Regions from separate parts of the Homo sapiens genome. Here all the other regions are linked to region 2. The links are chromatin loops, found by intact Hi-C in ENCODE. Cell type or tissue: CD4-positive, alpha-beta T cell. All regions are shown on one strand. Links, peaks and the distances in the headings refer to the core of each region. The heading gives the core; the rest is flanking DNA. Region 1 overlaps GLB1 (galactosidase beta 1). Region 2 holds the start of CCR4 (C-C motif chemokine receptor 4). Region 3 overlaps GLB1 (galactosidase beta 1).

Evidence for each region. A loop is a pair of places that touch in the nucleus more often than their neighbours do. Peaks named below come from ENCODE experiments on the same cell type or tissue, not always from the same donor. Only the 100,000 strongest peaks of a DNase experiment are listed, where the experiment ranks them.
Region 1: a loop joins it to region 2, with 5 times the contacts of the local background. A loop is called at or near these places in 9 of 110 quality-filtered maps.
Region 3: it touches region 2 in a loop (2.3-fold over the local background); 9 of 110 quality-filtered maps call a loop at or near these places.

What each region holds. Positions count from the first base shown.
Region 1 is chr3:33,019,578-33,029,888 of GRCh38, forward strand. It overlaps GLB1 (galactosidase beta 1), which reads right to left. Exons shown (of 16, transcript NM_000404.4): 11 at 4,674-4,748; 12 at 1,989-2,078. Among named protein-coding and RNA genes, the nearest start is that of GLB1, 72 kb to the right of the region's middle. In CD4-positive, alpha-beta T cell, for the core only: CTCF peaks have their summits at 3,951 and 4,168; a DNase peak (open chromatin) is centred at 3,804; H3K4me3 peaks cover 1,412 bases; H3K27ac peaks cover 397 bases.
Region 2 is chr3:32,944,327-32,954,617 of GRCh38, forward strand. It overlaps CCR4 (C-C motif chemokine receptor 4), which reads left to right and starts at 7,318. Exons shown (of 2, transcript NM_005508.5): 1 at 7,318-7,364; 2 at 9,046-10,291. The coding sequence starts at 9,097. The coding sequence ends at 10,179. In CD4-positive, alpha-beta T cell, for the core only: a CTCF peak has its summit at 3,570 (motif pointing right); DNase peaks (open chromatin) are centred at 3,575, 7,265 and 8,585; H3K4me3 peaks cover 3,477 bases; H3K27ac peaks cover 1,636 bases.
Region 3 is chr3:33,006,584-33,016,712 of GRCh38, forward strand. It overlaps GLB1 (galactosidase beta 1), which reads right to left. Exons shown (of 16, transcript NM_000404.4): 14 at 10,126-10,129; 15 at 7,473-7,727. Among named protein-coding and RNA genes, the nearest start is that of CCR4, 60 kb to the left of the region's middle. In CD4-positive, alpha-beta T cell, for the core only: no CTCF peak of the experiment used is centred there; no DNase peak of the experiment used is centred there; H3K27ac peaks cover 151 bases.

The DNA.
Region 1 (10,311 bases), core at 249-8,248, 73 kb after region 2:
TGTGTTGCAGGAATGAGCTGAGCACAAGAAATGCTACTAAGACCACACAAACCTTCTAGCGCAAGAACACCTCCCGCCCAGGCTCCACATCTCCATCTCCTTCTGGTTCATTTATTTACTTATTTTGAAAACTAGCTAAAGTGGTAAGTTTCCTCAAGGGCTGAGGAAAGCTTTGTCAAGGGCTTCCAGAAGGAGGGGTAGAAGCTGTGATGCTCCCCAGGCAGGTGTGGCTGAGGCTCAGGGGATCCCTGCAGAGACAGTAGGCTGAGCCCCACTCCCTGAAGTCTGTGCCCTTTGGGGTTTTTTGCTGGAAATAGATATTCTGTGGACTTGCCCCAGATCTGAAAGAGCCAGGGCCCAGGAAGCCCCACCCAATCTGAGAGCACTACCTTGGCCAAAGATCAGAAAGCAGAAGGGGTCTGAGAAAGAACAATGGCTGCACGTGTTCATATAGTAACCTGGAACTCCCTCCCCAGGCTACACGTGCTCTGGGATCATTGTCTGAAGTGCTCAACAGCTCTGCTAAGTGCAGGTAAGTTCCATTTATAGATGTGGGTGCTAGGACTGCAGAGTACCCTATACAACGTTCATGAAACAGTGAATGTGTGTGTGGTGGGGGGACTTAATTATTCATTTTATTGCAAAATAGAATTGTTGGAATAAAATCACAGGTGTAAAAACAGGAACTGACAGCAAACTTCACTAAACTAAGATTAGATATGCTGTTATTATTTTGCCTTACTGTTCAGACTCCTTCCAGAAGGTGGTTGCCACAGAAAATCAGAAAGGAGGACGTGGATAACCTTCCATTTCAAAACATGGGGCTGAGATCCTAAGTGATGAAGCTTAACATTGCAGTTAAGGGACAAGCTGGTCTCACGGGCATCCTGCTATCATTCCCTGAGAAGGACATATCACCTTTGTTGTGTTCATGTCCAAAATGTCTTACTGAATCTAATTAGTGAGGCAAAGTCTACAAACACCCCGACCTTTTCAAAAATGTCCATGTCATGAGAGAGAGACTTAGGAACAGTTTCAGACGGAAGAAGACTAAGGAGAATATAATTAATGTGTGATTATGGATTGGAAACTGGATTGAGAAAAGATTAAGCTGTAAAGGACGTTATTGCAATGACCAGGGACACTTGACTATAGAATTTATATTAGATAATAGGATTGCATCAATATTAAATTTCTCATGTGTGATCATTGTATTGTGGTTCTGCAGGATAATGTTCTTTTTCTTAAAAGATGTATGCTGTGGAGTGACATGGTGCTGATAACTCAAATGGTTAGAAAAAGAAAAGCAGTTGACTACATACACAGAGAGAAAAAGGCAATTAAAGCACTGTTAACAATTGGTGAATCTAGGTAAAAAGCATATGGGTGTTTATTGTACTATTCTTGCAACTTTTTTTGGATTTAAAATTTTCCAAAACAAAATGCTGGGAAAAACTTTAAAAAAATAAAGATGAGGCAGTGTCTGGAGATCAAACACATACACATATACAAACACTGAAAAAAAAAAAAAAAAAGATGTGCTCTGTTCTCTTCAAAAGCAGGAAAAAGAATCTCAAAGAACCTAGTCTACCAAAAAACACAGTCCTTATGCCATTGAACTAAGAACAAATAATTAAACTGTCTGTTTTGAGTATTAAAACAGTGATCTTCCACTGATGCCTAGTAATAAAGATTAATTAGATTGGTCAGTGAACTCAATTTATAACTTGTACAGAATTATGTTGAAGCAGGTTGGGCTACCTCCTGTATGAGTGAGAAGAAGTGGGGCAAAAAATATAGGCATGATCAGCCCACCACGCAGCACTTCAAGCTAAAGAGAGCCTGGAAATTCATGGTTCATTTACCTGGGATCTGATGCATTTGCTTACCATTTTGGCCCCTGAATTCAGAATGGGCACTGCAAGGCAGTGCAGAAAGCACACTTTTGCAAGTAGAAAAAAGGCGAGGCATTACCTTTGAAGGCCTACCTGTTTCACCTGGATAAATGTCAAGGGATAAAGGCTTTTGATGGGCCCAGAGGGACACAGAATGTCCAGAGCTGCTCCCACTGTCTTTAACTGAAAAGAAACAAAAGCAGCATTCACACACTGCACCCCTCACTGGTCATCAGGTTACAGAGTCATTCCCTAATTATCAAAGACATCAGTGGGTTTGACCAAACCCCTAAATAAACCTAAATCATTCAAATTCCACTCAGTATTGCTTCCCAGTCTCCTTCAGTCCTCTCCATCTACTCCCTAACTCCTGATGAAAACTATGAATGATAGTAGTCTTAAAAAGGTTTCAAACATACCTATTCGGAAGTCCAACCTGCTCAGAGACCTATAAAAGATTCTTAAAATGAATGAAAACGAAGGCTCAGATGCTGCCTCCTTATAAACCCTCTCTGAACACCCCCGAGTAAAACAACTAAGAAGTAAAAGTAGTAACCAGAGGCCAGTTACATTCAACTAAGATTAGACATGCTATTATTATATCACCTTAATATTTAATACTTCCTAGTTACTTCACCCTCCTCTGAACTTGTGTGTGGCATATCTTCCATGCCTGTATCACTTTTCAGTTGCTCATCTTTGTCTTCCTCACCAGACTGTCAGCTCCTTAAGGATAAGATATGTTCCATTCTCAGCCCCAATGCCCAGAACATAGTAAATGCCTGGTAAGTATTTATTATATTCAATACAAAGGATTGTGTATTCTTGCAACCCAGGATACTTATTCTGATGCAATAACAACAATAATAATAACAGCTACCAGTCATTGCCTGTCTACACACTCCAGATGAGATACAGCGTTTTACATGCACTAGCTCATTGAATACTCACAGCTACCCTGTGAGGCAGGTACTACTGTCCCTGTGTTGTGGAGACTCACAGAAGTCCACTTGAGTAATGACAGAGCCAGGATTTGTAGTTAGATTTGGCTCCAAACCCCAGGATTTTCCATGACTATAATACTGGTTAGGATTTTTTTTTTTTTTTTTTTGAGAGAGTCTCACTCTGTCACCCAGGCTGGTAGGCTGGAGTGCAGTGGCGTAATCTTGGCTCACTGTAACCTCCTCCTCCCAGGTTCAAGTGATTCTCCTGCCTCAACCTCCTGAGCAGGCATGTGTCACCATGCCTGGCTAATTTTTGTATTTTTAGTAGAGACGGGGTTTCACCATGTTGGCCAGGCTGGTCTTGAACTCCTGACCTCAGGTGATCCTCCCGCCTCGGCCTCCCAAAGTACTGGGATTACAGGCGTGAGCCACCATGCCCAGCCCAGTTAGGAATTTCATAAACACTTCCCATGGTTACCTTGCTGATGTGCAGCATCAAGGAAAAAAATCTCATTTACAATTTCATCAAGCCAGCTACTCATATGGGTGTTTTCCCACCTGAACACTAAGAAATTCAACTCACGGTAAAAACTTATTTTCTATATAACTGTGTTCTACATAAACTTAATTCAGTTATATGCTGATTTGCTATCTTCAACTGTATATATTTATTTAAAAATAAAAAGTCATTTCTGCTCACACAATTTTCCTTCACGGTAAACAGAATGTGCTTTTGGTAATAAGCTAGCTTGGTTTTAGCAATGTTGTTGTTTTGAACATTTGGAGCTATTTTCTGTTGCATAAAAATAGATTTGTCATGGCTCTGAAACAAACAAACCAAAGTTTTCCTTAAGTAGCTGTAGCAATGAACAAGTAGAAGGTGCTCCCTTTACAAGAGTGACTGAAGTCTGATTAATCTAAAGAAAGATCCTTATCAGACAGAAAGACCACATTCTTTGTAGAATGTAGCACAGGTATCTGACACTAGGTGGAAAATGTTATAAGAACTCAACCAACCAACCATGTCAAAGGGCTTCTTGGATGGAAAAATTACATAATCATGTTTGGCATTTTGCTTGAAGATAAAAACTTACGATACTATTTTAGGATATCGAGATTCTTAAGAAATAGGTAACGGTTCTTTTTTTTTTTTCTTGTGAGTTAATACATGTAGGAGTTAGGGATTATAAAAGGGGAAAACCTGAAGACACAGATGGTCAAAACAAATTGACTTTGGCTATGTCACTCCTCTGACTATTAAGTAAAACCTCTCTTCTTTTTCGCTTTTCCTAGAATACATTGCCCTTAACTCCTATTTATGATTGATTTCTAGCTTTTCCCCCAGTGTCCCCATTTAACGTATAAACCACAGACCATAAAAATTAGGACATGACTTTGAGATGGAGGTAAGTATATAATTTAGGGCAGAGGTCTATCAAAATGCCTGTGATTTTGGGGAACTCCTAAAAAAGGTAAATACGACAAAGAGCCTTGGCAGCCATAACAATGAGGTGGCATGTTATTTCCACAAAGGCACTTGACACTGTTTAAACCACTGATAAAGGAACCAAGATGACCCAAATGATCCAAGAATGCCTACTACTCCCACCCATGTCTCATCTGCTCATCCTGTCAACAGGCATGAGTATCTTCTCACCTCTCTCTCCCCATTTTCCCAGAAACATCATTTACCCCATTAGGCTTGCAGAAAACAAATTCGCAGAAAAATAACGAACCAATTCCTCCAGCACAGCACTTTCACTCACTGCTACTAAATTCCACTTTCTCACTCCCATCTCTCACTTTCAAAGTTTCTGTTATTTTTTTTTCTTACCTTTTCCAAAGTGACCTTTCCATATGCAAACTTTGGTGTAGATGGAGGGATAGGACCTTCTGGTACTTTTTCAAACTATAAACCAGAGTAGAAAAAGAGAGAAAAGAAAAAAAGTTGGTAAACCTTCAGAAACATATTCATAAAATTTATTATTTGAAAGCAAGGTCAAAGACTCAACAGTGCCACTGCTTTTTTGGAAAATCAAAGGAACTAGAGACTTCTTCCAAAGCAGGATCTGGTAAATTTTTTACCTCTAAGTGTATGTCTGTGTTTTAAGCTTCAGGAATATCCAAATAATTATAAACCGAAAGACCTCAAAACAAAAGAGCAAAAACAAGTAGAGAGAATGAGGGTAAACAGCAGAAGGCTAGGGGAGTGGGAGGAAAAAAGGAAACAGGTACGTGACAGACTCTGAAGGGAGACAGCCTATCATAGGAAAAATATTAATCTTATTGCTAAAGTTCTGTATCAATGTTAAATTTACTGTGGTTACAAGAGAGAATACTTCTCCATATTGTTATGAAACATATAACGAAGTATTTAAAGGTAAAGGCCGTGATGTATGCAATCCTCCAATGATTTAGAAAACACACACACAGACAGAGAGAGAGAAGAAACAAGTCTATGCACGAGTGATGAAGCATGTAGAGTAAAATGTTGACACAGATAAGTCCGGGTGGAGAATATACAAATCCTCTTTTTTTTTTTTTTTGAGACGAAGTCTCGGTCTTGTTGCCCAGGCTGGAGTGCAATGGCACGATCTCAGCTCACCGCAACCTCTGCCTCCCGGGTTCAAGTGATTCTCCTGCTTCAGCCTCCCGAGTAGCTGGGACTACAAGCATGCACCACCACACCTGGCTAATTTTGTATTTTTAGTAGAGATGGGGTTTCTCCATGTTGGTCAGGCTGGTCTCGAACTCCTGATCTCAGGTGATCCGCCCGCCTCAGCCTCCCAAAGTGCTCGGATTACAGGCGTGAGCCAGCGCGCCTGGCCACAAATCCTCTTTTTTTAAACTACTTTTATTCTTGTAACTTTTTTGAAAGTCTGAAACTATTTTTCAAAATAAATCCTTATTAAATGTTAAATATTATATCTGGACATATACACATGCACACACATATATGTGCATGTATGTATACAATTATGGAGTAAGAAGATCTGGGAGAAAGTCCCACGTCTTAGAAATGTCTGTAGCCATCCGGCTTTTCAAGTAGAGTGTACTGTGAGTTCTCAAGATCCTTCTATTTCTTTCTTTCCTTCTTTTTTTTTTGGTTTCCCTTTCTAAAAGTCACAATGCTGGCAGCATCGCCTCTTTGTAGCCCGGAGCAGCTGCTGCCATCACGCTGGCTGTGGCGGAAGGAGGTCGTGGGCCGTGGCGGTGGGAGCAGCTGCTGCCATCACGCTGGCTGTGGCGGAAGGAGGTCGTGGGCCGTGGCGGTGGGAGCAGCTGCTGCCATCACGCTGGCTGTGGCGGAAGGAGGTCGTGGGCCGTGGCGGTGGGAGCAGCTGCAGGGCCAGTAGTGGCGGCGGAGAGGACCCCTGTGCCCCATGTCCCCGAGGCAGCTGACTGTGCCGTCCCCAGCCTCACGGGGCCAGGCAGGACCCACTCCCAGGCCCGGAGCCTCTGCCGCTGTTGACCCTGGCCCCGCGTCACTGCTCTTGCCTTGCTGCTGCTGTGGAAAGGGTGCAGCAGGAAGGAGGTGGTCAGTCCCTGAAGCCCGCCACGATGGGACTGGGCCGAGTCACCCGCTGGTGGGGGAGCAGCGTGGTTGGGCACGGAGGGGCGGACAGAGAAGGGCCCCGAGGTAGAGCTGTGCCCGGGGCAGTGCCACGATCCATGGAGCCAAGCAGGAGCTGGGCGTGGCTGCAGCTACCAAGCTGCAGCTGCAGACGGAAACATCTCTGCACTCTTGGGGATCCAGGAAGGTCCCCCTCCCCCAAAAGGCTAAGAGGTGTCTGCTCCCGCTGCCTAGCCTCTCTCTTCTCCCAGCGCCACTCCGACCTCGGAGCAAGGATGGGGCTGAGCCCACGTGCTGTCGCACGCTGGCTGGGTGTGCAAACGTTCAGGGTAGCACTGACATGCCAGCCCCCTGCCACCTCAGCCCCCTCTGGACTTTGGGCACCGATGAGCACAGGAGGGAGGCCGAGGGGGTGCTGAGGGCAGCTCAGCACTGGCCTGTAGGCGTCCCTTGGCACAAACAGCCCGGGCGCCATGAATGGTGGCAGAAGGTAGACAGGCTCCTGGGTGGAAGGGGGCGAGTCCCTGGTGAAGCCCCACCTTCAAGCTGGGGAGGGCCCGAAGCCTGGGGTTCGGGCCACTAGTCTCATGGACCAGAGGGGTAACTTGTGGTGCTTTTCCCTGGGCCTGCCAATGGCCGCCATGGTCCAAGCAGCACCTCCTCCCCACTGAAGCCCATAACAACTGCTGGCTCAGCAAGACCAGAAGATGGAGAGACAAGGGGAGACAATCAGCTGCAGAGAGAAACTATCCTCTCTGCTGAGAGGATGGAGGGAGGATGGGACAATCTACCCACAGAGAGGCACTACCCTCTCTGCTGAGAGCTGAACACTCGCTGGGACACCCTGGCTATGGAGACAAGCTATCCACTGTGGGCCTCCTCTGAGCTGTTCTATCGCTCAATAAAGCTACTCTTCATCTTGCTCACCCTCCACTTGTCTGTATACCTCATTCTTCCTGGATGTAGGACAAGAACTCAAGATCCGCTGAATGGTGAGGCTAAAAGAGCTGTAACACAAATAGGGCTGAAACATGCCCCTTGCTCACCACGTTGTGGGGGAAAAGGAGAGAAGAGCTATGGTCCTTTGGGGAGCCCAGACCTGGGAGCTACCCGAGCTGGGGCTGTGACTCTCTCTTTGGGGCCCTGTGGTTCCTGGCATCTCCAAGCTTCTGGGCACTATTGCATACCCTGATGCCAGCCAGAGAAGCTGTCTGCAGTGCACCTGGTCCAGCTGCAGCCTTGCAGAGGGCTGGCGCCTGTGCGGGCAACCTGGAGCTGCTCACCCTGCAGCAGCAGCAGCCAGCGTGTCTGACCGTGCACAGTGGCTCAACCCCACGCTTGCTCACACACCCCTTGCCGCTTTATGCCTGACTTGCCCTTGGCAGGTATGGGATCCAGGCAGGAAGCATGAACCGAGTGCAGCCTGCCAGGCCGAGTGGGCAGAACGAACCCAGTGGGCCCGAGCAAAACTCGGGCAAAGGCGCCACAGGCCACAGAGGTTTCCAGCCAGAAAAGTGACACCCGGCTCACGCCTATATTCCCAGCACTTTGGGAGGCCGAGGCAGGCAGATCACTTGAGGTCAGGAGTTCAAGACCAGCCTGGCCAACGTGGTGAAACCCCATCTCTACTAAAAATACAAAATTAGCCAGGCATGGTGGCACATGCCTGTAGTCTCAGCTACTTGGGAGGCTGAGACATGAAAATCGCTTGAACCTGAGAGGCGGAGGTTGCAGTGAGCTGAGATTGCACCACTGCACTCCAGCCTGGGTGACAGAGTGAGATTCTATCTCAAAAAATAAAATATAAAATAAAATAAATAAAAAGAGGAGGACAAAAGACTGTTATAGTGAAAAGCAACAGTCCCCTGCCTCACTTTTCTCTTAGTTCTTTCAGAGGAAGCCATTTAAAAATTATCATTTTTTATTATTTTGTTTTGAGATAGGCTGTTGCCCAGGCTGAAGTACAGTGGCACAATCACGGCTCACTGCAGCCTCAACCTCCTGAGTTCCAGTGATCCTCCTGTCTCAGCCTCCTGAGTAGCTGGGACTATAGGCATGCACCACCATGACCTGCTAATTTTTATTTTTATTTTTGTAGAAATGGGGTCTCACTATGTTGCCTAGCCTGGTCTCGAACTCCTGAACTCAAGCGATCCTCCCACCTTGGCCTACCAAAGTGCTGGAATTACAGGTGTGAGCTACCACGCCCAGCACATTTTAAGATTATTTAATTGTTCCTATTTTTGCTTCTTCTGGTCTCTAAGTAATATATGTGTACTGCTTTTTCTTATCATTGATTTCTTTAACACATGAGAGTACAGCCCAGAAGATAAAGAAAGTTTATCTTCCTTTCTTGCTATTATGGTTATATCACCATTTTCAGCTTCTCTCCTAGTTATCTTTGTACCTTTAAAATAATATCCTTATATCTTTATTTATTAGTTCCATCAATTAGCATATTACCCTATGTCGCCTCTTTTTTCTCGTTTTGTTTTTTTGAGATGGAGTCTCAAACTTCATGTCTATAGCATTATCCTTTTAAATTTTTATTTTTTAAAAGTAACACTCTGAGTGTGGGGTGACTAGGTCAAAGGATATGAGTATAAGACTCTTAAAATAGTGTATACTCACATTTTCATCAAGTATCCATACTTGCTTATGTCATTTACCCAAAAATTTTTTTTTTTTTTTTGATACGGAGTTTCGCTCTTGTTGCCCAGGCTGGAGTGCAATGGCACAATCTCGGCTCACTGCAACCTCCACCTCCCAGGTTCCAGCGATTCTCCTGCCTCAGCCTCCCGAGTAGCTGGGATTACAGGCATGCACCACCACGCCTGGCTAATTTTTTGTATTTTTAGTAGAAACGGGTTTTCTCCATGTTGGTCAGGCTGGTCTCAAACTCCTGACCTCAGGTGATCCGCCCGCCTCGGCCTAAGTGCTGGGATTACAGGCGTGAGCCACTGCGCCTGGTCATCATTTACCCAATTTTCTATGTAGATCTTGATATTCTGATCAGTGATATTAGCTCATTATAATACAGATATTAAGCTTTCATCTGTCTATCCCATTTACTACAATTTTCTAACTTTTCATTTTAATATTGATGATTTTCATTGATACTAGTTTGATTATCATATAGCAAAATCCTCATCTTTACCTTAGCTAATTAATGTTTCAGAAAAGAAATGAACAAATATACCAAAATGCTATACTTCTAAACCATTATTTTTCCATAATAATTTGTGCTTTAATCATACTTTTCAGAGCAATCAGAAATGTTGCTTCTCATACTTAACCGGACACATTCAACACGGGAAGCTGCTCTTTTCCCTGTGGAATCCACTAGATTCAATGGTGACCAGCTTTTCCTTCACCAAGACCTCTAATGTTTTCATACATTCATCCAACAAACTCTTATTAAGAAAGTACTCTGTGTCAGGTCCTATGCTTGGTACTAGACTTATAAACCTATTCCAGAGAGTGAGAAATGTGTATAAATCAGTTATATTAATACACCACAAAAAGTAGTATTTTCACTAGTAAAGACACGGAATCAACCTAAATGACAATCAATGGTAGACTGGATAAAGAAAATGTGGCATATATACACCATGGAATACTATGCAGCCATAAAAAAGAAACAAGATCATGTCCTTTGCAGCAACATGGATGGAGCTGGAGGCCATTATCCTAAGCAAACTAATGCAGGAACAGAAAACCAAATACTGCACATTCTCACTTATAAGTGGGAGCTAAATGATGAGAACACATGGACACAAAGAGGGGAACAGACATCAGGGCCTACTTGAGGGTGGTAGGTAGGAGGAGGCAGAGGATCAAAGAATGACCTATCAGGTACTATGCTTATTACCTGGGTGACAAAATAATCTGTATACCA
Region 2 (10,291 bases), core at 2,292-10,291:
ATATTTTGTGTAGGAAATTTGCATTAATATATTCAAGTGAAATTCAGTAATTTTTTCTTTGGTTTTGTTATCAACGTTATATTAACTCTATCAAATGAGTTTATTTTTATTTATTTATTTGGAGGCAGAGTCGCAGAGTCTCGCTCTGTCACCCAGACTGGGGTGCATTAGCATGATCTTGGCTCACTGCAACCTCCGCCTCTTGGGTTCAAGCAATTCTTGTGCCTCAGCCTCTCAATTACCTGGAATTACAGGTGTGTGCCACCACATCCAGGTAATTTTTGTATTTTCAGTAGAGATGGGGTTTTTGCCATGTTGGCCAGGCTGGTCTCAAACTCCTGACCTCAAGTGATCTGCCCGCCTCAGCCTCCCAAAGTGCTGGGATTACAGGCTCAAGCCACCGCGCCCGGCAATCAGAGTTTAGTGTGTTATTTTTTGTATTTCTGGGGGAAAAATATGCATGAGATCAGAATTTTACAGAAATTCCCCCTTATTGCTTTCCTCAGTTTCAGGTAGATGAGGTCAACTATGGTCCAAAAATATTAAATTGAAAATTCCAGGCGGGGTGCATGGCTCACGCCTGTTATCTCAGCACTTTGGGAGGCCAAGGCGGGCGGATCACCTGAGGTCAGGAGTTTGAGACCAGCCTGAGCAACATGGTGAGACCCCGTCTCTACTAAAAAATACAAAAATTAACTGGGCATGGTGGCGGGCGCCTGTAATCCCAGTTACTAAGGAGGCTGAGGCAGGAGAATCCCTTGAACCCGGGAGGCAGAGGTTTCACTGAGCCGAGATCGTGCCATTGCACTCCCGCCTGGGTAACAGAGCAAGACTCTGTCTCAAAAAAAAAGAAAAGAAAAGAAAATTCCAGAAATAAACAATTCTTTAAGTTTTAAGTAGCATGCCATTCTGAGTAGCATGTTGGAATCTTAGTCATCCCACAGGAGATGTGAATCATCCCTTTGTCCGGCATATCCATACTGCATATGTTACCTGCCCATTAATCATGGAGTAGTCATCTGAGTTACCTGATGAAAAAATATAGTACTATACATAGGGTTTGGCACTATCTGTGGTTTCAGGTGCCCACTAGGGGTCTTGGAACGTATCTCCCAAGGATAAGGGAGGATTACTATATGTACCTTGAATGTTTGATGGAATTTGCCTGTAAAATCATCTTCTGTTAGTTTGATTTTGTGCAATGCATTTAAACTACTGATAAGTGGTTTCTTTCCTTTTCTTTTCTTTTCTTTTTTTTTTTTTTCTGACCCAGGGTCTCACTTTGTCACCCAGGATGGAGTGCAGTGGCAAGATCTCCGCTCACTGCAACCTCCGCCTCCCAGGTTCAAGCGATTCTCTTGCCTCAGCCTCTTGAGTAGCTGGGATTACAGGTGCCTGCGACCATGCGCAGCTAAGTTTTGTATTTTTAGTAGAGACGGGGTTTCGCCATGTGGGTCAGGCTTGCTTTGAACTCCTGACCTCAGGTGATCCAGCAGCCTTGGCTTCCCAAAGTGGTGGGATTACAGGCGTGAGCCACCGCGCCCGGCCTAGTTTTTGTTTCTAATCGCTAGTCTGTATTTGCAGTTTTAAGTTTCCTTTTTTCTCTCTTCTGCTTCTTTGCCTATCTTCCTAGAGGTATGCCAATTACATTAGTGTTTCCAAATACTTTAGTGGGCTTATTTTACTTTTGATTTCTGTTCTTATATGTGTCATTTTTTTTTTCATTTTCTTTTCTTTTCTTTTTATTTTTTGAGATGGAGTTTCGCTCTTGTTGCCCAGGCTGGAGTGCAATGGCGTGATCTTGGCTCACCGCAACCTCTGCCTCCTGGCTTAAAGTGATTCTCCTCCCTCAGCCTCCTGAGTGGCTGAGATTACAGGCATGCGCCACCATGCCTGGCTAATTTTGTATTTTTAGTAGAGACGGGGTTTCTCTATGTTGGTCAGGCTGGTCTCAAACTCCCGACCTCAGGTGATCTGCCTGCCTCAGACTCCCAAAGTGCTGGGATTACAGGCGTGAGCCACTGTGCCCGGACTGTTTTCTTTTCTTTTTTTTTCTTTTTTTTTAAGAGATGGAATCTCGCTATGTTACCCCGGAACTCTTGGCCTCAAGCGATCCTCCCATGCCTCAGTCTCCTGAGTAGCTGGAATTACAGTATGAGCCACCACGCCCAGCTGCTCTTACATTTATTGTTTTCTTCCTTACACCTCCTTTGAATTTATTCTGCTCTTCTTTTTCCTACTGCTTCCTTTTCTTTCTTTCTTTTTTTTTTAAACTTATTTATTATTTTTTTCTTTGGAAATTTTCTAGAAAATTACTGATTCTTTTTCTAGTTAAACAAGTCATTAATTTTTAGTCTTTCTTCTCTTAAACATAAACATTTAAACATTCTCTTAATTATAAACATTTAAGGCCAGGCATGGTGGCTCACGCCTGTAATCCCAGCATTTTGGGAGGCCGAGGGGAGTGGATCACTTGAGGTCAGGAGTTTGAGACCAGCCTGACCAACATGTTGAAACCCTGTGTCTACTAAAAATACAAAAATTAGCAGGGCATGGTGTTGCTGGCCTGTAGTCCCAGCTACTCTGGAGGCTGAGACAGGAGAATCACTTGAACCCAGGAGGTGGAGGTTGCAGTGAGCCGAGATGGTGCCACTGCACTCTAGCCTGGGTGACAGAGCAAGACTCCGTCTCAAAGCAAGCAAGCAAACAAACCAAAAAAACCATTTAAAGTCTTAATTTTTCTATGGCCCAATTTAGCTACCCACCACAACATTGATGAGTGATATTTTATTTTTATTCACTTATATGTGTTTTCTGTTTTCCATTGTTGTATCTTCTTTGACATTCAGGTCACATGAAAATGTGTTGTCTAATTTCCAAATGTGTAGGAATTTTTAGTTATCTTTTAAAAAATTAACTAGTAATTTAGTTGTTTGCAGTCTTCTATTTCCTTACCAAAGTTTTGTCTGTTTATTCGGACCTCCTCTGTAATATAGTTGTTGTTGGTTTTTAAATGCTGTCTTGAACCAGTTTTAAGGCGCTGGCTAAAGGCCAGTCAGTTCCCCTTTTTGAACAGCTAAGTTCACACCCCAATCACTTCTCTTATCAGACCCTCATACTCAGGGGCCACTATGCATTAGCCCTAATTGCCCTGAGGCCAGGTACCAGGCACTAGGGACAGCCCCTTTGCTCTGAACACACAAAATTATTCAAAATAGCCAATGGGCAGAAAGCCCTTGAAACCTAAGTAACCTCACATGCTTGCCACACATAAACTGCTAAGTAACCTCACATGCTTGCCATACATTAACTGCCCCTACAGCTCCGGCTCATTGTTACCTTGTCCCTGTTACTCCTGGTGTGGCCCTGCCTGGCAGGCTTCTCATTTTGAGCTGTAAATAACAGGTTTGAAGGCCTAATCACCGTAGCTCTGCAGCTGAGTCCTGTGGTGCTCCTCTTGAAGGCACAATTTCAGATATGCTGGTCCCTGTGGGTTGGTATGGTGCCAGAGCCTGGGCAATGTACCTTGATGACTTTGACCTTGAAATAAGGCTTGATGCACCAGGGGGCGCTGTAGTCTCATGTTCCAGCTTTCCTTCGTGTTGGAAGCATGCGCTGTACTGTGTACCAACATGGTTTGGGGTAGGCTTTGCAGAGTCTTTTGTTGGCCTGCTCCTTTCTGCTTAGGTTTCAGAAACGAAGCCTAATGGAACATGTGTCCATGTAAATGTCAGGAGTGTGAGTGTAGCCCTGACAGTGTTCCTCACTGGCTGGGTTGCCTTGAGCATACCACCTCCCGTCTCTGGGTTCCTACTTCTCCATCTATGAAATGGGCATTAATAAAACAATGATTCTGGCTGGGAGTGGTGACTCATGCCTGTAACCTCAGCACTTTGGGAGGCCGAGGCGGGTGGACATCTGAGGTCAGGAGTTCGAGACCCGCCTGAACAAAATGGTGAAACCCCATCTCTACTAAAAATACAAAAAAATTAGCCAGGTGTGGTGGCAGGCGCCTGTAATCCCAGCTACTTGGGAGGCTGAGGCAGGAGAATCCCTTGAACTGGGGAGGTGGATGTTGCAGTGAGGCAAGGTTGTGCCACTGCACTCCAGGCTGGGCAACAAAAGCGAAACTCCGTCTTGGGGGGAGAAAAAGACTCTTTTTTGGGGGCTGAGGTCCTTTTTTTTGGATGTTTAATTTTGAAACCCTTACTGAAGGGACACCTACTTAGTGTTTCTCCAGGACAGTAATGTTGTTACTTTGCCAACCTGAAGACTGACTGTCCCCAGGGCAGTAACCTCTGCAACTTGGAAACCTGAAACCTGTTTTTTACCTGAACCCTGACTTGGAAATTGAATGTGGCCCAAAAAGTCTAAATCCAAATATTTCCTGGGATCCCAGCAATGGCCAAGGGCATGCTCTGGGCTAGGCTATTTCAAGAGAGGAAGCTATTCCTGTGTATAGTATTTATCCTACTCATTTCTAATCACTGCTGCTGCGTTGTTGAACACCTGTATATACCAGCCACTATGCTAAGTGCTTTACAAATATTAGCTCATTTAGTTCCCTCACAGTCCTCAAGTATTATCATCCCTTTTTACAGATAAGAAAATTTAGGTTTACACAGCTAGTAAGTGGTGATACTGAGATCCAAACTCAGACTCAAAGCAAGTCCTCTCGACCAATGGGGCCACTAGAGCTCACACTCTGCCTCACTCATGGGACCAGGATGCATGTCTCATGGCCAGGTTCACTCAAGGGAGGACTAACTGGCTCTCCAGGGATCATCTATAGACCCATATGGATCAATGCTCATTTATGATGATTTGGACCTCTAGATAGCGTATGTTCTAGAACCTTAACACTGCCCCCACCCAGGGCAGAACCCATGGAGATGTAGGCGTTGTGCTCAGATGAACTTGCCCAGGTCCCTGCCGCGGCACGTGCTTTCCTGCCCTTCACACTTCGCCCCCGGCCAGCTCTCTAACTTGTACCTCAAAGTCTATAATTTAATGGCAGAAACTTCTTCAGGCCCCATGTTTCTGGAAATATGTTCATTTTATAAATTACTCTGTATAATGGGCATAGATTAGCTGGTCAAATACACGTGGGACATTTTCATTGCAAATCCTCCTTCCAGAGGCTCAGGATGATATCAGCATTGGAAGGCCCCCAGGAAGCATTGCAGGATGGAACTGTGTTTAACCTGAACCCAAGCCCAGCATTCCCTAGACCTACCTGACCACACATCCCCATTTCTCTTTTGCAGGCTATCCATGAATCTGGTTCCACAGTTTATACTCTGGGGAACATTGCTCTAGCTCATTGCTCTAGCTCAGGATTTCTCAACCTCAGCACCATTGATCTTCTTGGTCAGACAACTCTTTGCTGTGGTGGGCTGTCCTGTGCATTGTAGGACTTTAGCAGCATTCCTGGACTCTACCCATTAGAAACCAGTAGCAGGCTGGGTGCGGTGGCTCATGCCTATAATCCCAGCACTTTGGGAGGCTGAGGCAGGCAGATCACCTGAGGTCAGGAGTTCAAGACCATCCTGGCCAACATGGTGAAACCCCGTCTCTACTGAAATACAAAAAATTAGCCGGACATGGTGGCGCGTGCCTGTAGTCCCAGCTACTTGGGAGGCTGAGGCAGGGGAGTTGCTTGAACCCGGGAGGCGGAGGTTGCAGTGAGCTGAGATCATGCCACTGCACTCCAGCCTGGTGACAGAGCAAGACTCCTTCTCAAAAAAAAAAAAAAAAAGCCAGTAGTAACTCCCTCCCACCCCAAGCTAAAATGTCTCCAGATATTGCTGTATGCCTCAAGGAGGCAAGGAGCCTGAGTTGAGTGCCTCTACTCTCTACTCTAACTCGTGCATTCTCAGTAGAGGCAATATTGCCCCCAAGATAAAACTTGGCTCTTGGAGGGAGAAAAATTTCATACTCATTTTATGTATAAAGCACAGATATACATACACTGTATAAATAGATATATGGTATGTTTGTAGCATTAAAATTTTATGAGGGAGTGTTAGGAAAAAAAGTCTCAAAAGACTCCTTGGGGCAAGTGATAATGAAAAAAAAGAAGGGGTTCCCTAACACCATTCTAGCTCAGTGTTTTAATTTCTATTTATGCCAATTCCTTAGAAAGAATGATCTTTATGGCTCTTTTAAGCTGAATCAAAGAGCTAAGCAACAGTTGAAACACAGGGAAAGCATCTGGAAGTTGCCAAAAAGCTGAGGCTATGAGAGACTTAGGGCTCATGTCAGCCCCTCGCTTATGACTGCTACCCACATCCAAAGTGAAGATCAAGACCTCAGCCAAGACCACTGCCAATGAAGCTCCGCAATCCCCAAGCAGAAGGCGCTTGGGTGAGGGGTCTTCCTGACTCAAAAGGACTTGAAGCTATGTTGCCAGGCCACTTCACACTGGTTTGAGGCCATGTCAACTATTGAATCAAAGAATGTGGTTGGCTGATGCCTTCCAAGTCACTCACAGACACATACATTTGGACAAATTTTTCTCTTCTCTCTTCTTGAATATCCTTTTTCTTGACTATCTCTGGCCTTCCTTCTCACCCTGGCCTCTCAGATCCCAGTTGTCAGGAGAACATTGCACATCTTGATTGCTGGCCCCTGCATATCCATGATGAGAAACTAGCAAACAGGTTGCTGATCCAAAATGTAGAGATCATTGCTACCGCATATGGCCAGTTAAATGGAATTTTTTTTTTTAAACTAAAAAGCGAAAAAGGAGTGGCTGATTCCTGTAATCCCAGTGCTTTAGGAAGCTGAGGTGGGAGGATTGCTTGAGGCCAGTAGTTCAAGATGAGCCTGGGCAATATAGCAAGACCCCTATCTCCCCAAAAATTAAAATTAGTCAGTCATGGTGGCTTGCACCTCTAGTCTCAGCTACTTGGGAGACTAAGGCAGGAGGATCACTTGAGCCCAGGAGTTCAAGGTTACGGTGAGCTATGATTGCACCACTGAACACCAGTCTGGGTGACAGAGTGAGACCCTGTTTCTTTAAAAAAATCTCTTTTTTAAAAACCAACAAATACATTTTTGTATTTTTAAAAAAACTAAAAATCTTTTTTAAAAAGAAAATGACTTCATTTTTTTTCTTAATCTTTTTTTGGCACATCTTCTTGGCCTTCGGTCTTGGGAAATGACTAAGAATCATTTTCTGCTTCCTACTTCTATCAAAAAACCCCACTTGAACTTAGTACAGTTGGGTGAGGGAGATAACTCGTGCTCACAGGAAGCCACGCACCCTTGAAAGGCACCGGGTCCTTCTTAGCATCGTGCTTCCTGAGCAAGCCTGGCATTGCCTCACAGACCTTCCTCAGAGCCGCTTTCAGAAAAGCAAGGTAAGCAGGGACGGGGACATTCCCAGGGTCTTGGGTCGCACACTGCTTTCTGGACCTGGCTGAGATGCTCAGGCCCCTCACGAGTCTAGGGCTTACACTTGGCACCTACCTTGCAGCCCACACACCTTCTACCTGTCCCCACACCCTCTGAGCCCTCATCTGATGGGCACTAATTTATGCAGGACTCTCTTCCTGCACACATCTGGCCTGAGTCCACATGCCCCAAATAAATAGATCATTTTCATAAAAAATATACACTTGTCTGCTTCTTGCTTCTAGCAAGACTCCCAGGCAAGAAATACCACACACGCAAGGCCTACAGAATAATTCCAGACACTTACCAGCTGTGTCTCCTGGCTTTTTGTTCTCCTGATAATTTCCTAACTCCTCAGCCTTGTTTATGCCTTTCATTTTCACTGGTAAAATGGTGGAGAAAGACTAGAATTGTTAGTCATTCAACAAACTTTTTTGGAGACTCTGTGATGTAACAGGTGTTCAGTATCTATTTGCATGAGTAAACCAAAATCTTTTTTCTTTCTTTTTTTCTTTTTCTTTTCTTTCCTTTTTATTTTTTATTTTTTTTGAGACAGGATTTCACTCTGCTGCCCAGGTTGAAGTGCAATGGTGCCATCATAGCTCACTGCGCCTTGAACTCCTGGGCTCAAGGGATCCTCCTGCCTCAGCCTCCTGAGTAGCTGGTACTATCAGCACGTACCACCACACCCAGCTAACTTTTAAAACAATTTTTTGTAGAGACAGGGTCTCCTTATGTTGCTCACGCTGGCATGGAGCTCCTTGGCTCAAGTGATCCTCCCTCCTCGGCCTCCCGACGTGCTGGGATTATAGGCGTGGGCCACTGCACACCTGGCTTCAAAAGCCCTTTCTTGAGAAACACAGTTTGGGCATTGGGTGTGTGGTGGTGGGGGTGTGGGGAGAGATCGAATGTGAATTTACTGACGAATGTGAAAAGGATTTTAACAAGGAATGTGAGGGTCCCACAAAAGCCTCAAGAAGGAAGCAAGGGAGTGGCCTTGAGTCGGAAAGCCCTTCAGCCCTGAATTGCTCTGATACACATGTCAGCATGTGATTAATTTTAAGAAGATTTCAACCTCTTTATCTGCCAATTTAGATAGGAAGTGAAGGTGGTTGGGGAGGTAGAGGTTTTATTTCTGGCTGTGATGTGTGTTTTCTAGATCCATCAGGTGAATTCCCACTCTAATAGGATTCTGTGCGTAGAATTGATTTTTACGTGCAGTTTGATGATGATCATGATCATATAAAATACACCCAATTGAGAATTGTTCAACTGATTTTGTCATCCCTGAAAGTGATTTCAGTAACCCCAGACTATGAAATATCTTTTTGAAACACATCCTCAAAGAACACCTGCTTGAAAGGGGGTTTTACGATCCTCACTTACAAATGAGAGAACTGAAGCTCCTGGCAGAGAGGTAAGAAAATTAGTGAGTGCCCAAGCTGGAATCTGAAACAAATCTTTCTGCCTCCAAAGCCCAAAATTATTTCGTCTGGCTGCAGGGCCCTGTGAGTAATCGAGCCCTTCATCTTGGGAAAGGCATATACAGACCTGGAGCAAAACAGTACGCAGCCATGCTCTGCATTTAGCAATACTTTGGTTTATTTTTGTTCTCACAGAAATCTCCTTTGCTCTTCCCCTCATTAGCTGCTTCTGGTTGGGCCCAGACCTGCCTTGAGGAGCCTGTAGAGTTAAAAAATGAACCCCACGGATATAGCAGACACCACCCTCGATGAAAGCATATACAGCAATTACTATCTGTATGAAAGTATCCCCAAGCCTTGCACCAAAGAAGGCATCAAGGCATTTGGGGAGCTCTTCCTGCCCCCACTGTATTCCTTGGTTTTTGTATTTGGTCTGCTTGGAAATTCTGTGGTGGTTCTGGTCCTGTTCAAATACAAGCGGCTCAGGTCCATGACTGATGTGTACCTGCTCAACCTTGCCATCTCGGATCTGCTCTTCGTGTTTTCCCTCCCTTTTTGGGGCTACTATGCAGCAGACCAGTGGGTTTTTGGGCTAGGTCTGTGCAAGATGATTTCCTGGATGTACTTGGTGGGCTTTTACAGTGGCATATTCTTTGTCATGCTCATGAGCATTGATAGATACCTGGCAATTGTGCACGCGGTGTTTTCCTTGAGGGCAAGGACCTTGACTTATGGGGTCATCACCAGTTTGGCTACATGGTCAGTGGCTGTGTTCGCCTCCCTTCCTGGCTTTCTGTTCAGCACTTGTTATACTGAGCGCAACCATACCTACTGCAAAACCAAGTACTCTCTCAACTCCACGACGTGGAAGGTTCTCAGCTCCCTGGAAATCAACATTCTCGGATTGGTGATCCCCTTAGGGATCATGCTGTTTTGCTACTCCATGATCATCAGGACCTTGCAGCATTGTAAAAATGAGAAGAAGAACAAGGCGGTGAAGATGATCTTTGCCGTGGTGGTCCTCTTCCTTGGGTTCTGGACACCTTACAACATAGTGCTCTTCCTAGAGACCCTGGTGGAGCTAGAAGTCCTTCAGGACTGCACCTTTGAAAGATACTTGGACTATGCCATCCAGGCCACAGAAACTCTGGCTTTTGTTCACTGCTGCCTTAATCCCATCATCTACTTTTTTCTGGGGGAGAAATTTCGCAAGTACATCCTACAGCTCTTCAAAACCTGCAGGGGCCTTTTTGTGCTCTGCCAATACTGTGGGCTCCTCCAAATTTACTCTGCTGACACCCCCAGCTCATCTTACACGCAGTCCACCATGGATCATGATCTCCATGATGCTCTGTAGAAAAATGAAATGGTGAAATGCAGAGTCAATGAACTTTCCACATTCAGAGCTTACTTAAAATTGTATTTTAGTAAGAGATTCCTGAGCCAGTGTCAGGAGGAAGGCTTACACC
Region 3 (10,129 bases), core at 2,130-10,129, 62 kb after region 2:
GAGGTCAAAGCATTGCCCTGTGTCTGCTGGACAGAGCAGAACATGCCTGACCCCTTTCTACTGAAGTCCCAGTTGATATTCATTCACATCTGGCATTAACCAGAAAGCCACATCCGACTCAAGTAAAGCCAGTGTAAACAAAAGTGATTTTTTAATCTTATGAATCGCCCTTATCAGTGACTTTGCTCTCTAAATCAAGGTAGTTTCTTTACAGTAAAATGAATAGGAAGAGCATAGAGTCCTGTGCCAGGGCCTTTGACAAGGGCCTCTCCTGATGAAGGATGTGGGGGTTAGTGCACAGCCTTAGAAACAGCTGGGGCTTCAGGGATCATTTTGTCCAACCCCACACCGCAACTGCCAGCTCCCTGCATTCAAACCATGTGCTAACGTGCTCATTCTTTCAAATGTCAGAGCTTAGCACTCAGTGTGGGAGTGGGATCTGCCTGTTCTGAGGTGGCTGATCATTTAGAAGCCCCAGAGCTGGCCTGGGACTGTCCCCAGCAGCAGGGACCACTGTGCACCAGAAAACAGAAACCACATTGGTTCTGTGTTAGGTAGGATGTGTGTGTACCCTTGGACCTTCACACGCATTCAGTCCAAAGTCCACAAACTTCTTGGATGGGCCTTGTGTGTGGCACTTTATTGACATAGAATTCATATACCATACAATTCAGCAGTCTTTAGTATACTACAGAGCTGCACAACCATTACCAAAGTCAATTATAGAACATTTCGTCACTCCGTTAAGAAGCCCTGTACCCTTTAACATTCTCTTCCCATCCAACCAACACTCTCTTTTCCCTGCTCTAGGCAATCACAGATCTTCCTGTCTATATGAATTTGCCTGTTCCGGACATTTCATGTAAATGGAATCATGCAACATACAGTCCTTTGTGACTGGCGTCTTTCATTAGCCTAATGTTTTCAAAATTCTTCCATGTTGTAACATGTATCAATACTTCATTTCTTTTTATTGCTGAATCATATTCCATTGTATGGATGTACTACATTTCGTTTATTCATTCCTCAGCTGATGGACATTTGGGCTGTTTCCACCTTTTGGCAATTATGGATAACGGTGCAATGAACAGTTGTGTACAAGTGTTTGAGTGGACATATGGATTAGATGGGCTTTTGGGGGTCTGAACCCTTTGACACATTCACAAATACTGTGTGGAGATGTACTTTCAAGCCTGGAGATGCAGAGCATTCATCAGACTGACCAAATAAGTAAAGAGCCCCAGCCTAGATAATGAGTATGAGTTCCTCACCGGTTCTCAATGCTGCCTGCTTTTTCACATGGGCCTTCAAGACACGGCTGGGGCTCAGGTAGATGTGCCACTGAGCACTTCTGTACCTCGTACAAGTTACTTAGCTATCTAAGCCTCCAGCTACTCATCTGCAAACTGGAGATAATGATCCATCTACCACAGGTGCCTCTTTTGATGGCTACGGAGATAGTGTCTATAAAGCGTTGAGCAGAACGCCTGGGTCAGTAACTCTTGCGTGTGACACCTTTAAGACTTGGCCAAGATGAACCTCCCTCTGACCTCCAACACATCCCACACTTTTCCATTGGTCTCTACTGCATTAGGAGGGGAGAAAAAGAGGGATCGAGGGAACAAGAACTTGCTAGCTAAAGGGGGAAGATCCAGGGAGGGCTTTCTTTGTGTTTAGGTCCTAGAGCTCCTAGTTACCACTTTTTGGCTGAAAAATGGGACTCGGCAGAAAGATGGAGAGGCTGACAAAATGCAGGTAGAGGAAATATGAGAACAGGATCTTGCCCTGAAGGAAGAAGGTGGGGAGGAGATTCAGAATTCAGACTTCCTCCTAGATACCACTGGGCAGGAAATGAGGTTGGAGGCAGAGAGATAAGTCTGACAGGAAGCTGAGGGAACAAAGGAGTTACACCTGATAGCAGTCAAGGAGGATGAGGTCTTCAGTGGAGAGGGTGGAGAGTCAGGTGGCTTAAGGAGGGTGCTGAAGGTTGAAAAGGCCAGTGGGGGAAAGGAGCAGAGAGAGACCAAGGACTGCTGGGCAAATCTGAGGGCTTCTGGAGGCTGGCAACAATGAGGGGATGGTAGCCACGATGAATGCGCTGAGAAGTCCCTTAGCTGTGCTCAGTGACTGGTGAACCAGCAGAGACACCAGTAGTGGATCCATTCTACATGGAGGAGGAATGAAGGAGGCAGAGTAGAAGGCCAAAGGGGCAAGGGGGCAGGTGGACTGATGACTCTTAAAAAAAGATCGTGGTGGCCGGGCGCAGTGGTTCACGCCTGTAATCCCAGCACTCTGGGAGGCCGAGGCAGGCAGATCACCTGACGTCGGGAGTTTGAGACTGGCCTGACCAACATGGAGAAACCCCGTCTCTACTAAAAATACAAAATTAGCCAGGCGTGGTGGTGCATGCCTGTAATCCCAGCTACATGGGAGGCTGAGGCAGGAGAATCGCTTGAACCTGGGAGGCGGAGGTTGCAGTGAGCCAAGATTGTGCCACTGTACTCCAGCCTGGGCAACAAGAATGAAACTCCATCTTAAAAAATAAATAAATAAATAAATAAATAAATAAATAAAAAAGATTGTGGTAAGGCCTAGGCTTGGTAGAGGAAGAACTGCAGCCTTAATGGTGGAATGTTTCAGGTCATTAATAAGATTTAAGGCCGGGTGCAGTGGTTCATGCCTGTAATCCCAGCACTTCGGGAGGCCAAGGCAGGTGGACCACGAGGTCAGGAGTTCAAGACCAGCCTGGCCAACACGGTGAAACCCCATCTCTACTAAAAACACAAAAATCAGCCAAGTGTGGTGGGGGGTGCCTGTAATCCCAGCTACTCGAGAGGCTGAGACAGGAGGATCACTTGAACCCAGGAGGCGGAGGTTGCAGTGAGCCGAGATTGTGCCATTGCACTCCAGCCTGGGTGACAAGAGCAAGACTGTCTCAAAAAAATAAAAAAAAAGATTTAAGAGCAAGGTTGGTAGGCATGAGAGTTTGGTGCATAGAAACATGCAGCCAGAGAGAGGATATTAAAGCCTAAAATTCCAAAGGTATGTTCAGCAAGATATATGCCTGTGCTGGGCCATAAAACAAGTCTAAATACATTTAAGAAGACTGTGCAGCCATCATTCAAGTTAGTTTCAGAGCATATCCATCAGCTCCAATAGAAACCCCATGCCCACTTAACAGTCACGCTCCATTCCCACCCTCAGCCCTAGGCAACCAGTAAGCTACTATCTCTATGGATTTGCCTTTTCTGAACATTTCATATAAATGGAGTCATACAATACATAGCCTTTTAGTTTTGGCTTCTTTTACTTAGCATAATATTTTTCCAATTCATCTGGATTGTGGCATGTTATCAGTACTCCATTCCTTTTTATTGAGGAATCGTATGGATATACATGCTTTCTCCACTTGTCAGGTGATAGACATCTGAATTAATTCCAACTTACAGTTATTATAATACTGCTATAAACACTTGCATGTAAGTTTTTATGTGAACATGTTTTCCTTTCTCTTGTGTATATACCTAGGAGCGGAATTGCTGGGTTCTATGGTAATCTATGTTTAGCCCTTGAAGAAATTGCCAAACTATGCTCCCAAATGTACCTTCTTATCTTTCTACCAGCAATGTGGGAAGATTCCCTTTCCCCCATGTCCTTTCCAACATTGCCTATTGTCCTTCTTACTATTTAGCCATCTTGGTGAGTGTGAAGTAGTATTTCATTTTGGTTTTGACTTGCATTTCCCAAATGATTAATAATGTTGAACATTAATCAGCCACTAATTTTAGTTTATAATAGACATTTTACCAAAGAAGGTATACAAATGCAAATGTACTTAGCCATCTTATGCCTTCTTTGGTAAAATGTCTATTCAAGTTCTTTGCTCCTTTTGTGACTGGGCTGTTTGTCTATTATTGAATTGTAAGAATTCTTTACATATTCTAGATATAAGTCCTTTGTTAGATATATGATTTGAAAATTATTTTTCTCCCAGTTTGTGGCTTGGATTCTCATTTTCCTAATAATGCTTTTTGAAGAACAAATATTTTTAATTCTGATAAAGTCCAATTTATCAATTTTTGTTCTTTAAGGATAATGCCTTAGGTGTCAAATCTAAGAAGTCTTTGCCTAACCCAAGATCATGGAGATTTCTCTCCCTAGAGAGAAATTTTAGAAGTTTTATAGAGGAATTAAGTTACAAATTAATAATTACAAGATATTTTTACAAACCCAAAATATGTGGAAATTAAACAGCATACTTTTTTTGTTTGTTTGTTTTTGTTTTGTTTTTGAGACACAGTCTTGCTTTGTCACCCAGGCTGGAGTGCAGTGGCATGCTCTTGGCTCACTGCAGCCTCTGCCTTCCAGGTTCGAGAGATTCTCCCACCTCAGTCTCCCAAGTAGCTGAGATTACAGTTACTCACCACCACGCCTGGCTAATTTTTGTATTTTTAGTAGAAATGGGGTTCTGCCATGTTGCCCAGGCTGGTCTTGAACTCCTGGCCTCAGGTGATCCACCCGTCTCGGCCTCCCAAAGTGCTGGGATTTACAGGCATGAGCCACCACACCCAGTAAAACATACTTTTTAATAATCTATGGTTCAAAGAAGAAATCATATGGGAAAGTAGAAAATATTTCTAACAGGATGGCTGTGGTGGCTCACACTTGTAATCCTAGCACTTTTCGAGGCCAAGTTCACATAAAAACTTACATGCAAGTGTTTACAGCAGTATTATAATAACTATAATAACTATAAGTTGGAATGAATTCAGATGTCTATCCTAGCACTTTTCGAGACTTCATTTGAGGTCAGGAGTCCGAGATCAGCCTGGCCAACATGATGAAACCCCGTCTCCAATAAAAATAAAAAAAAAACAAAAAATAAAAAATAAAATAAAAATAATAAAAAAAATTAGCCAGGAGTGGTGGTGTGTGCCTGTAGTCCCCGCTACTCTGGAGGCTGAGGCAGGAGAATTGCTTGAGCCCGGGAGGCAGAGGTTGCAGTGAGCAGAGATCACACCACTGTACTCCAGCCTAGGTGACAGAGTCCATCTCAAAAAAAAAAAAAAAAAAGAAAATATTTCAAACAGAATAATGAAAATACATTTCAATAAATTTTAAACAAGCAACACATAAATAAATAAAAGGGCATTTTATTAAACACACACCATGTACATCTTTTGCCTTCTCCTCCTCCAGCTATTAACATAATTTTCTCCTCTTCTTCAGAATTAAATTTCTCAAAAAGAACGTTTATATTCAAGTATTCCTGTTCGTATTCCTTACCCTGGTCTTCTCTATAGAATGCAATCTGGCTGGGAGATGCTTCACTCCACTGGAACAAGGCTTACTGATTCCCAAGGGCCTCCTTGCTTCTAAAACCACCGAAGTGCTTCTGTCTTTATCTTATTTGTCCTCTTGGCAGCATAAATGCTGGTTTTCTTCCTACTTGTTTGGTCTCTCCTCTTCAGTCTTCATCATGTTTTTGTCCCTCAAACATCAGCCTTACGTCCTCTTTTCTTCCCTCTGCATCCTCTCTCCTTGAGAGACCTCATCCAGCCCATGTTTTCAACAATCATCTATACAACAATGATCTTCTACATACATTCCTGGCCCAGATCCCTGCCCTGAATTCCCAGCCTATAGATCCAACAACCCTCCTCCAATACTGTCTTTCCCAGCCATTCTCCAAGGCCTCTGCTATGGTCTGAATGTTTGTGTCCACCCAAAACTCATCTGTTAAAATTCTAGCCCCCATGTGATGGGTTAGGAGGTGGGGCCCCCTCTGGGAGGTGATTAGGTCATGAAGGTGGAGCCCTCATGAATGAAATTAGTGTCCTCATAAAAGAGACCCAAGAGAGCTCCTTTGCCCCTTCAGCCATGTAAGGACATAGAGGGTGCTGTCTATGATGAAGTAGACTCTCACCAGACAGCAAATCTACTGGTGCCCTGATATTGAAGACTTCCTAGCCTCCAGAACTGTGAGAAATAAATGCCTGTTGTTTATAAGCCACCCAGCTTATGGTATTTTGTTATAGCAGCCCAAATAGACTAAGGCAGCTTTTCAAACACAATTGGTCTAAATTCAAACTCATGACCCCCCTTTCTAAGCCTAAGTCCCCTTCTGAAGCTGCTTCTTTCAGCAAATGGTACCATTCTGCCCAGCTGCAAGCTTGAGACCTGAGTCATCCGAGACATATCCCTCTCCCCAAACCCTCCTGTCCAATCCATTGTCACAATTTATTGATCCAACTTTGAACATCTCTCAAATAGTTGATGTCATCTCCATCTTAGATACCACCATCCCAGTTTCTCAATGAGACTATGGTCCAGCCTCCTAGATGGTTTCCTCGAATCCATAAGTGTCCTTACCCAAACCATTCTGCACAATGGGGTCAGAGGAGCTTGTCAGATCACAGTCTTATCATGTCACTCTCCTGCTTCAATGGCTCTCAACACAAAGACAAAACTTTAACGTGGCCTATAAGGCCCGTCCCAATCTAGTCTCTACCTACTTTCCACACTTGACATTTTCCCCTCCAACCCCATGGCCTTTGCACAAGCTGTTACCTCTCCCAGGAACATGCTTTCTTCCCTTCTTGCCATGCTAATTCTTACTCATCCTTCATATCTCTGACAAGCATCACTATCTTAGGGAAGGCTTCCCTGACCTCCCTGACAAGGCAAAATGCACCAATTATTATCAACCCCATAGCCCTTCTTAGCATCCATCACAGCTATGGTTTTACTTTTTAATATGAGTCTGCCTCCCTCACTAGACTGAAAGTTCCATGAGGGAAAGGACCATGTTTGGTTTTATTCATGATTGTATCCTTAGTGCCTGGCACACACCTTGGGCACATAGTGGCCACAGAATGAGAAGTGTGTTGAATGAGTGATGGTAAGGTGATCTAGGATGAAAACAGGACATGAGGGAGAGGAGAAGGCGGTGAAGGAAGATATGCCAATGTCTTCAAACGACAAGGCGGAGTGACTGGGAAGTGAAAATGGATGAGGAAGAGTGGAGAAGCAGACAGCTTATGATAGAAGCCCCAGGGGTGTGGGGCTGGATGCAGGTGGGGATATTCTGGGAGCACTGGGCTTGGCATAAATGAAAACCAGACAGACTCTCCCAGAGGGATCCACCTCTTTGTCTTGACTGGATTGTCCTCAAGATAAAGAGAAAGCACCCCTATAATCAGCATCAAAAGGGGTCATGATTCTTCTTGGAGGAGGCAGGATGGTGTCATTCACTACAGGAAGCCAATGACAAGGGGGCAGATGGCAGCACCTCCGAGCTGGCCACTGAATCCCTGAAGATCTGCCACAATCCGCCTCCTGAAGAATGTCCGAAACGCCACACTCAAAACCATCACACGATATCTCACTAACAGCTCTTTGTGATTCTTTCTCAGACACTAACAACCAAAAGTTTAGGCCTGAATTCAAACCCTTCCCATGAAGACACGTACCTTGGTCCATCCAGGAAACTGGATAAAGGTGTCCTGGGGCAAGTCTGGGATCCCACTGGGAATGGAGAAGTTCCCCATATAAAAGGCCGGGAGCGTGTAGTTGGATGAGTTGTGGGCCCAGGCTTCATCATGGTGGCCACTGTCACGGTGTCCCCAGCCCCCCAGGTGGCTGCACACTGCATCCTCAGTGTCCAGTGGAAAGATCGTCCAGTCCGTGAGGATATTGGAACTGAGAGTCAGGTTAGAAACCAAACCCTGCAAAGCAGAAACAGAGCACAGTGAGCTGGGGAGGGAAGGAAAAAGGCTTCACATGTCTCTGCATTCCAGGGAAATGGGAAAAGCAAACCGGGATACAAAACACCAACAGGAAATGAACCTCGAAATATGTGTACATCGAAGTAACACAGATCTAACTGGAGGTTGAATTACAAATCCTTGGGAAGAGATATATTCCCCAAACTATAGCTTTCTCCTTTGCAGGTCATGATGTCTCTATAAAAGGCCCAGAGTTTCTGCTTCTACAGAAAGGGCATTGAGTTGCTAGAGTGATTGATCCCAAATTCCCAAATTTTCAGAGTTTGGCTGAGAGCCACTGCTAGAATAGAGAAAGATGGGCACCAAGAAAGATGGGCCAGGCGCAGTGGCTCATGCCTGTAATCCCAGCACTTTGAGAGGCCAAGGCAGACAGATCACTTGAGGTTAGGAGTTCAAGACCAACCTGGCCAACATGATGAAACCCCATCTTTACTAAAAATACAAAAGTTAGCTGGGTGTGGTGGCAGGTGCCTGTAATCCCAGATACTCAGGAGGCTGAGGCATGAGAATCGCTTGAACCTGACAGGTGGAGGTTGCAGTGAGCTGAGATCGCGCCACTGTACTCCAGCCTGGGTGTCAGAGCGACACTCCATCTCAAAACAAAAAGGGATCCAGTCTCTACAAAACATACAGAAATTGGCCTAGTGTGGGGGCATGCACGTATAGTCCCAACTACTTGGGAGGCTGAGAAGGGAGGATTGCTTGAGCCCAGGAGACAGAGGTTGCAGTAAGCCGAGATTGTGCCACTGCGCTCCAGGCTGGGTGACAGCAAGATCCTGTCTCAAGATGGAATCTGGGGACAGAAGGAATGAGTGAGTGTGGGATACAAAGGAATAGTCATCCCACTGCGGATGGAGCAGGTACGACGGATGCAGCCAGGAGCAAATATTGGCCTTGAGCACCTCAGCCATCATCACAGGGAGGACCACACCCGAGTCACTCACCTGTTATGAGGGCCAAGTGAGATAACATACATGAGAATACTGTGATACCTTAAGAGGATAGGAAGGTAATGATGACGATGGCAAACCTCAGACCTGAATTCAGAAGCTGCTCTATTTGTTCCACACAGGCCAGGGCTGGGCTGTCAAGGCTCAGCTAACTTCCCCTTCCCTGGCTTGTATGTAGGGAACTTCCCCATTCCCAGTGGAATCCCAGATACCAAGTCTCGATTGCCCATTTAATAATTTGATAAATATTAACCAGGTGGCTGTATGTCAGGCTCTTTGACAGGTACTGGAGACCCAGAGACTACACAACAGAGTCGAGTCACTCCCATGGGTCAATGTGGCCTGTGAGAGCCAGGCAGGAGGCCATGAAGTCCACCCTGAGCACAAGAACTATGAGAGAGACATTTATACTGGAGGCAAAGGTGGCCTGCACACAGCTATTCCCTAAGTTCCCTAAGATGTAATTGCCTGATCTCAAGAGGGTCAGGAAATAGCCCCAGACACCTGTCCTGCCCTAGCCTGGGTGGTGCCATTGTTCCCTTGATAAGGCATTCTCTCCTCTCGCGGAGGTTGAGCTCCCTGAGAGAAGCCTGTCTCTTGACACCTTTGCATTCCCCAAAGCACCTGGTGGGGCATCTCGCGGAGTGGGAGCTTAACAAATGCTTGCTGAATAATGCTCTAAAAATATGTGTTAGAAAAACTTATTTGGGCTACACATCTGGACACAGGAGTAATCAACAGAGGTGAGAGCCAGTGCCCCAAGGGAAGAGGCTTCCTACAAGTGAAGAGTTTGCCACAGGCTAACCATCCAAACCCATAAAACAGGGCAGAACAGAGGCTCAGCTGGCTTTACTGGCAAAGGAGTGCCTTCAGTGAGCTTGGTGGTCTTTTAAAGCAGAGGAAAAGCATGGTGGAGGGGCTTCCTCCTTCTGTTTCTTTCTATAGGATGACCAAACTCAAACACAGGGGAAAGGTTCTGTTTGCAAAGCTCAACTTTCTCATCACCTACAGAGGAAAACAGCTCTTCAAAATAGCTCAACTACTTCTTTTTTTTGAGACAAGGTCTCACTTTGTCACCCAGACTAGAGTGCAGTGGCATGATCATAGGTCATTTTAATCTCCAACTTCTGGACTCAAGCAATTCTCCTGCCTCAGCCTCCTGAGTAGCTGAGACCACAGGTGCATGTCACCACACCTGGCTAAGTTTTTAATTCTTTGTAGAGGTCTCACTATTTTACCCAGGCTGGTCTTGAACTCCTGGCCTCAAGTGATCCTCCTGCCTTGGCTTCCCAAAGTGCTGAGATTACAGGTGTGAGCCACTGTACTGGGCTTCAACTTCTAAGTTGTCACCCCTTAAACCTTAGTCTTGACAGTGTGGTTTGTCCTACCTTA